Regions from separate parts of the Homo sapiens genome. Here region 1 is linked to region 2. The links are chromatin loops, found by intact Hi-C in ENCODE. Cell type or tissue: right lobe of liver. All regions are shown on one strand. Each heading gives the region's core, and the rest is flanking DNA. Links, peaks and the distances in the headings are about the cores only. Region 1 has its middle 7.1 kb from the start of TERLR1. Region 2 overlaps CLPTM1L (CLPTM1 like).

The links. A loop is a pair of places that touch in the nucleus more often than their neighbours do. Peaks named below come from ENCODE experiments on the same cell type or tissue, not always from the same donor. Only the 100,000 strongest peaks of a DNase experiment are listed, where the experiment ranks them.
Region 1: it touches region 2 in a loop (4-fold over the local background); 6 of 110 quality-filtered maps call a loop at or near these places.

The regions. Positions count from the first base shown.
Region 1 is chr5:1,184,275-1,187,180 of GRCh38, forward strand. No RefSeq gene overlaps it. Among named protein-coding and RNA genes, the nearest start is that of TERLR1, 7.1 kb to the left of the region's middle. RefSeq lists an enhancer at 2,644-2,906. In right lobe of liver, for the core only: a CTCF peak has its summit at 1,793; a DNase peak (open chromatin) is centred at 1,617; H3K27ac peaks cover 2,500 bases.
Region 2 is chr5:1,339,253-1,342,158 of GRCh38, forward strand. It overlaps CLPTM1L (CLPTM1 like), which reads right to left. Exons shown (of 17, transcript NM_030782.5): 3 at 2,419-2,608. Among named protein-coding and RNA genes, the nearest start is that of CLPTM1L, 4.4 kb to the right of the region's middle. RefSeq lists an enhancer at 1,662-1,806 and a cis regulatory region at 1,734. In right lobe of liver, for the core only: a CTCF peak has its summit at 1,578; a DNase peak (open chromatin) is centred at 439; H3K27ac peaks cover 2,188 bases.

The DNA of each region.
Region 1 (2,906 bases), core at 138-2,637, 160 kb before region 2:
GCCCAGGTTCTCTTTGCAGGTGCTCAACAGGGTCACAGGTGCTTCTTGGAAAACCACAGGCCACTGAGAAGACACCTCCCCAGTTGACGGTTAATCACAAACCATTGGTTAGAAACCATTTTACAGGATTCTAGAGGTGCTTGGAGAAGGAGCTCAGGGATAACCCAGGTGCTGCGGGGTCGGGTCAGGCTGTGGCCTTGGACGCCCCTTCTGTCCCATCCACAAACTCAACTTGGCGCCTCTTGGGGCTGAGACTGGCACCCGAGCCTCCCCTGCAGTGGAGGCCCCTGTACGCCCTGGGGTCAGGTGGACGGAGGTGAGGACCACTCCCCCTCACCGGGACCCACGGACACTGTGCCCACATCCCAGGACCTTTCTTCTGGGCCATGGAGGCCAGGGGTGGCTGAGCTGCTAGTCTGAGGACCTGGGTTCATTTACTGACCAGGCCCCTAGCGGATGCTTGGGCCCCCAGCTGGAAGATGGGGCTGGTCCTGCCTGGGGAGGCTCCTCTGGGAGAGGCCATTGGGAGGGCTTTATCCTGGATGGGGCTGGGAGGTGAGCAGGGCCATTGGACTGGGCTGGGTTGTGGGAAGGAGACCTGGGGTCTGGTGCCCCTTGGCCTCCACCCTGAGTGGTCTCTTTGTCCCCAGGACTCAGTTTCCTCATCTGTAGAATGAGGGCTGACCCAGCCCACCCTTTGTCACCCGGTACCTGGAGTGCCTGGAGGGTCTGTGGAAGGAGCTCCTCCCCCAACTCCCAGAGGGAGTATTGGCACATACATGTGATACGTGTGTGCATATGCACACATGTCAGGATGGAGTTGGCACATATGTGTGATATGTGTGTGCATCTGCACACATGTGATGGAGCTGGCACATGTGTAACACGCTTGTGCATCTTTACACATCTGCACACATGTCAGGATGGAACTGGCACATATGTGTAACATGTGTGTGCACCTGCACACGTGTCATGATGAACTTTACACATGTGTGATGTGTGTGCATCTGCACACGTGTCGTGATGGAGCTGGCACATGTGTAACATGCTTGTGCATCTTTACACATCTGCACACATCAGGATGGAGCTGGCACATATGTGTAATATGCGTGTGCATCTGCACAAGTGTCAGAATGGAACTGGCACATATGTGTGATATGCGTGTACATATGCACACATGCGTCAGGATGGAAAATGCTGAATTGGCTGTTTCTCGCCCCCATGGATGGTGAAATGAGGACACTTCTCCTCTCCGTGTTTGTTCTGCATTTTCCAAATATGTTACAAAACTGTATTTTATAATCACAAAAGTTACAAAAACACACATTTACACTATGGTTATTTCTCTGACAATAACTACAATAACTAGGGGTGTCCCTTCACTTTTCCCAGCTGTGCACCATAGAGCAGAAGGGTTCCATGGATGGGACCAGGGCTTCCGTGCAGGACTCTGGCCCCCAGGCCTCCAGGCCACAAGCTTCAAGCTGGCTGCTTCCAGGCCCAGGGCTTCTGGCCGGGCAGCCTCCCTGGATGTCGTCCACTCAGGGCAGCCAGGGCCCCATCTGACACACTCTGTGGAGAGGAGGTCACAGCCCCTCTCTGTGCTTCCGCTGCCACCCGCTGATCTCAGCTGTTATCTTGACACAGAGGAAAGTCAAACTGCAGCCTGTCCCAGCTTATCTCTGGGTTATTTCCGCAAAGATCCACGTTTGGGTAAGCACTGGCTCTCCTGATAACCTAGCAGTAAACACAGCCAGGAATGTGATGCCCATAGGAGAGGCACAGTGCCAGTGCAAGGCCAGCGTCCCCTGGCTGGCAGGTGCCCAGAGCGCCACACGCACAGGTGTCCTGGGAATTCCCACCCAGGGACCAGAGCATCTGGGGCACGGCCCCTCCTGGGAATGCAGTGGCCCCAGCATGGAGCACCCATGAGTGCCGTGGGTGCCAGGGACAGGACCATGGGGACTGGCCCCCTCTCTCCCCTTCTGTCCTTTCTCTTCTCCTCTTCCCTCCTTCTCTGTCTCTATCTCTCTCTGCCTCTCTGTCTCTGTTTCTCTCTGCCTCTCTGTGTCCCTGTCTCTCTGTCTCTGTTTCTCTCTGCCTCTCTGTCTGTCTCCCTGTCTCTCTGCCTCTGTGTCTTGCTGTCTGTCTCCCCTGCCCCCCGGCCTCCTGCCCTGGTGGGTGGACACTCTGCTTCCCCTTCCCTGGAAAGCAAAGGTAGAGACAAGGGCAGGGGTGAAGGTGACCAGGAGGAATGTCGGAGGTGGAGCTGACCCTGCGGATTTAGCTCCAGGCCTTGGGGAGGTGGGAGGCCTCAGGGTCTCGTGACTTAGGAAGCTGCTGCTCAATAACTTGGGCCTTACAAACTCGGCTCCTCCATGAAAACAAACCACCCCGTTCAGAACAAAGGTTACTGATCCGTGATCACGAGGCCCCCCATGGCTGCCCTCTTGGCTGCTGCCCAATGCCGGGTGCTGAGGGATGTGAGAGGCACCACCAATGAGCCATCAGCATCCCTGGCACCTTTCTCTGGCTGGGCATGGGGGGCGTCCATGCTTTCAGGATGTCTCTGCCCTGTCCTGGTGGCTGCCCCAGGATGTGGGCACCCCCACCCCCTCCTGCTTTTCTCTCCTGGGCCCAGCCCGGCCTCACACTCATCTTGCTGCACCTGGAAGTTTCCAGAAGGGATGGAATCAGGGCCTTGGGCCTCCTCAGGAGAGACCTGTACTTCGCTGTGATAGCTCCAGCCACACCTCAGGTTTGACCGCCATGCTCCAGCTGGCAGCTCCTCCAGGGCAGATGCAGGAGCCCTGTGGCCCCGCTGGGGTGACGTGGGCCTTGGGGATGAGCCTCCACTGATAATTCTCAGGCAGGGATGGGTGGGAGGGCTGTGGAGTCCAGGACGC
Region 2 (2,906 bases), core at 218-2,717:
ACAGCAGGGTCAGTGCCCTAACCTGTGAACAGATGGCCACACAGACTGGCAAACTGTGCCCGGGACAGCAGGGTCAGCGCCCTAACCTGTGAACAGATGGCCACGCACATGGAAAAACCGCACCCGGACAGCAGGGTCAGCACCCTAACCTGTGAAGAGAACGGCCACACAGACGGGCAAACTGTGCCCGGGACAGCAGGGTCAGCGCCCTAACCTGTGAACAGATGGCCACACAGACGGGCAAACTGTGCCCGGGACAGCAGGGTCAGCGCCCTAACCTGTGAACAGATGGCCACGCACATGGAAAAACCGCGCCCGGACAGCAGGGTCGGCACCCTAACCTGTGAAGAGAACGGCCACACAGACGGGCAAACTGTGCTCGGGACAGCAGGGTCAGCGCCCTAACCTGTGAACAGATGGCCACACAGATGGGCAAACTGTGCCCGGGACAGCAGAGTCAGCGCCCTAACCTGTGAACAGATGGCCACGCACATGGAAAAACCGCGCCCGGACAGCAGGGTCAGCACCCTAACCTGTGAAGAGAACGGCCACACAGACGGGCAAACTGTGCTCGGGACAGCAGGGTCAGCGCCCTAACCTGTGAACAGATGGCCACACAGACGGGCAAACTGTGCCCGGGACAGCAGGGTCAGCGCCCTAACCTGTGAACAGATGGCCACGCACATGGAAAAACCGCGCCCGGACAGCAGGGTCGGCACCCTAACCTGTGAACAGATGGCCACGCACAGGCACAACCGGGGGAGAGCCCAGCAGAGAGGGCACAGCGGCCCCACAGCTGCCAATTCCGCCAGACTCTCGCCAAACAGCCCCCCATCCTTATCTCCACGGAAGCCAGGGGGTGCTGCTTTGCAACATGTGGTCACGGACTTCACCAATTCCTTTTTTGAGGTCCTCAAACTAAGTGGGCCCACTTCTCAGAAGTTGAGAGGGTGAGAGCCCCCTGACCTTGGCAGAAGACTGTGCAAGTCCAGGGCTCACACAGCCCTGTGGCTGTAAGGAGACTGAGAGGGAGTCAGCTTCTAAAACCAAGCATGTGGGGCTGCCTAAAGGAGACATACTGAGGATTACACACGGCTCTTACATGAAGTTAAACAGGACATGGACTGACAGGGAAATCTTAGCTCGGCTCAGATCTGATACATCCTAGGAAGCACTATCGCCTCACCCATTTCCTACCTAAAGATGCAGTTTAGCGATAATTTACATTACAAACGGTTTTCCACACCTCCTCACATTTGCTACCTGCAAGGGAGGCTTCCTGCGCTACATGCTACATGCCCATCACCCCACCCACTTTTCAGGACACTGGAGAGGAGGGATGGGGGCCCCAGATGAGGGGACACGGAGAGGGGCAGGTGAGGGATGTTCCTAAGGAGACAGATGCAAACTGGGGAGAGGCAGGAGCAGGTGTTGGTAGGGCTTTCAAAACCCCATCAACTCCGAGAGACCTCTCTTTCTCTCTGTCTGGAACAATTTCACAGCCTCTTCCTGGAAAGCTGCCATCTTTCTTGTTTTGTAAATTTTTCTGAGGCAGAGTCTCCCTCTGTCGCCCAGGCTGGAATGCAGTGGCATCATCTCACCTCACGGGTTCAAACGATTCTCCTCCCTCAGCCTCCTGAGTAGCTGGGATTACAGGCGCGTGCCACCACATCCAGCTAATTTTTGTATTTTTAGTAGAGACGGGGTTTCACCATGTTGGCCAGGCTAGTCTCGAACTCCTGACTGCAGGTGATCCACCTGCCTCAGCCTCCCAAAGTGCTGGGATTACAGGCATGAGCCACTGCGCCCGGCCTTGTTTTGTAAATTATCTCACCTTCCACTCAACACAAAGGTGGGTGTCAGAATTCCCTTGCTTTATCCTTGGCCTGTATTCATGATCACTTAAGTGACTTCCAGTTTTTATTTGCGCATACACCTTTCTACAGATGTACAAACTACAACTTGTACCTCTACCTTTTCCATGATCTCCAATTACATTCTTAGAATAAACATCTAGGAATAGCCCAGTCCTACACAGAATGCAGAATGAGCCCAGCTCTCATCCCCAGAGCTCCTGGTGAGAAGCTGCAGGCCAGCTCTGCAGGACCAGCGCTCCATCCCACCAGGTGCAGTAGGTGCCCCCAGAGACTGAGAGGGCCCATTCCCCGAGGGACTCTGCATCGAGAATGCCAGCGATCACTTCAACTGTCCCTAATTTTAGATAAAACTTGTCTGCAAACTCATGGATATGATTCAGCTGAAAGTCAGAAATGCACGCCAGTAACATTCCAATGGCTTTTGGCTTTACTCCCAACAAAGTCACTGGAGCCCTAGACATCGCCCACCTGTGTGGAGAAAGACATGTCCGTTCTGACGGAGAGGCACAGCCTGTTATCAGTAACCCATGAAGACCCTCACCTGTGTATCAGACTCCCCGGTGAGCAGGTTGATTTCTTCTGGCTTGGGGACCATGTAGGTGGTCAGAGGACTGACCAGGTGCACCTGCTTCCCGTCGTGCCACGGCAGGACCCCAGCGTGATGGAGGAAGATGTAGGCATACAGCGTCCCATTGTTTCTCGTTTTCTTTGGTACAGAAACATTAACTGTCCTGAAACAGAACAATCATTTCCACTACATACATATTATATTCTGGGTCTCTAGAACCTATTCAAATACCTTTATAAAGCTGCTTCAATAAACTAATTTTAGCTCAGAAGTACTAAAAATGAAACCCACCTGCCCAGGGCTTTACGAGTCGTGTGTGTGTGTGTGTGTGTGTGTGTGTGTGCACGCGCACGCGTGCGCGTCCTGAGAACTCGGCACAGGTGTGGGCGCCTACAGCCGAAAGCAAAACGGCCCGCACTTCCTGCCTCCATCTCAGGAGGCTGAGAGGTCAATAACCCACC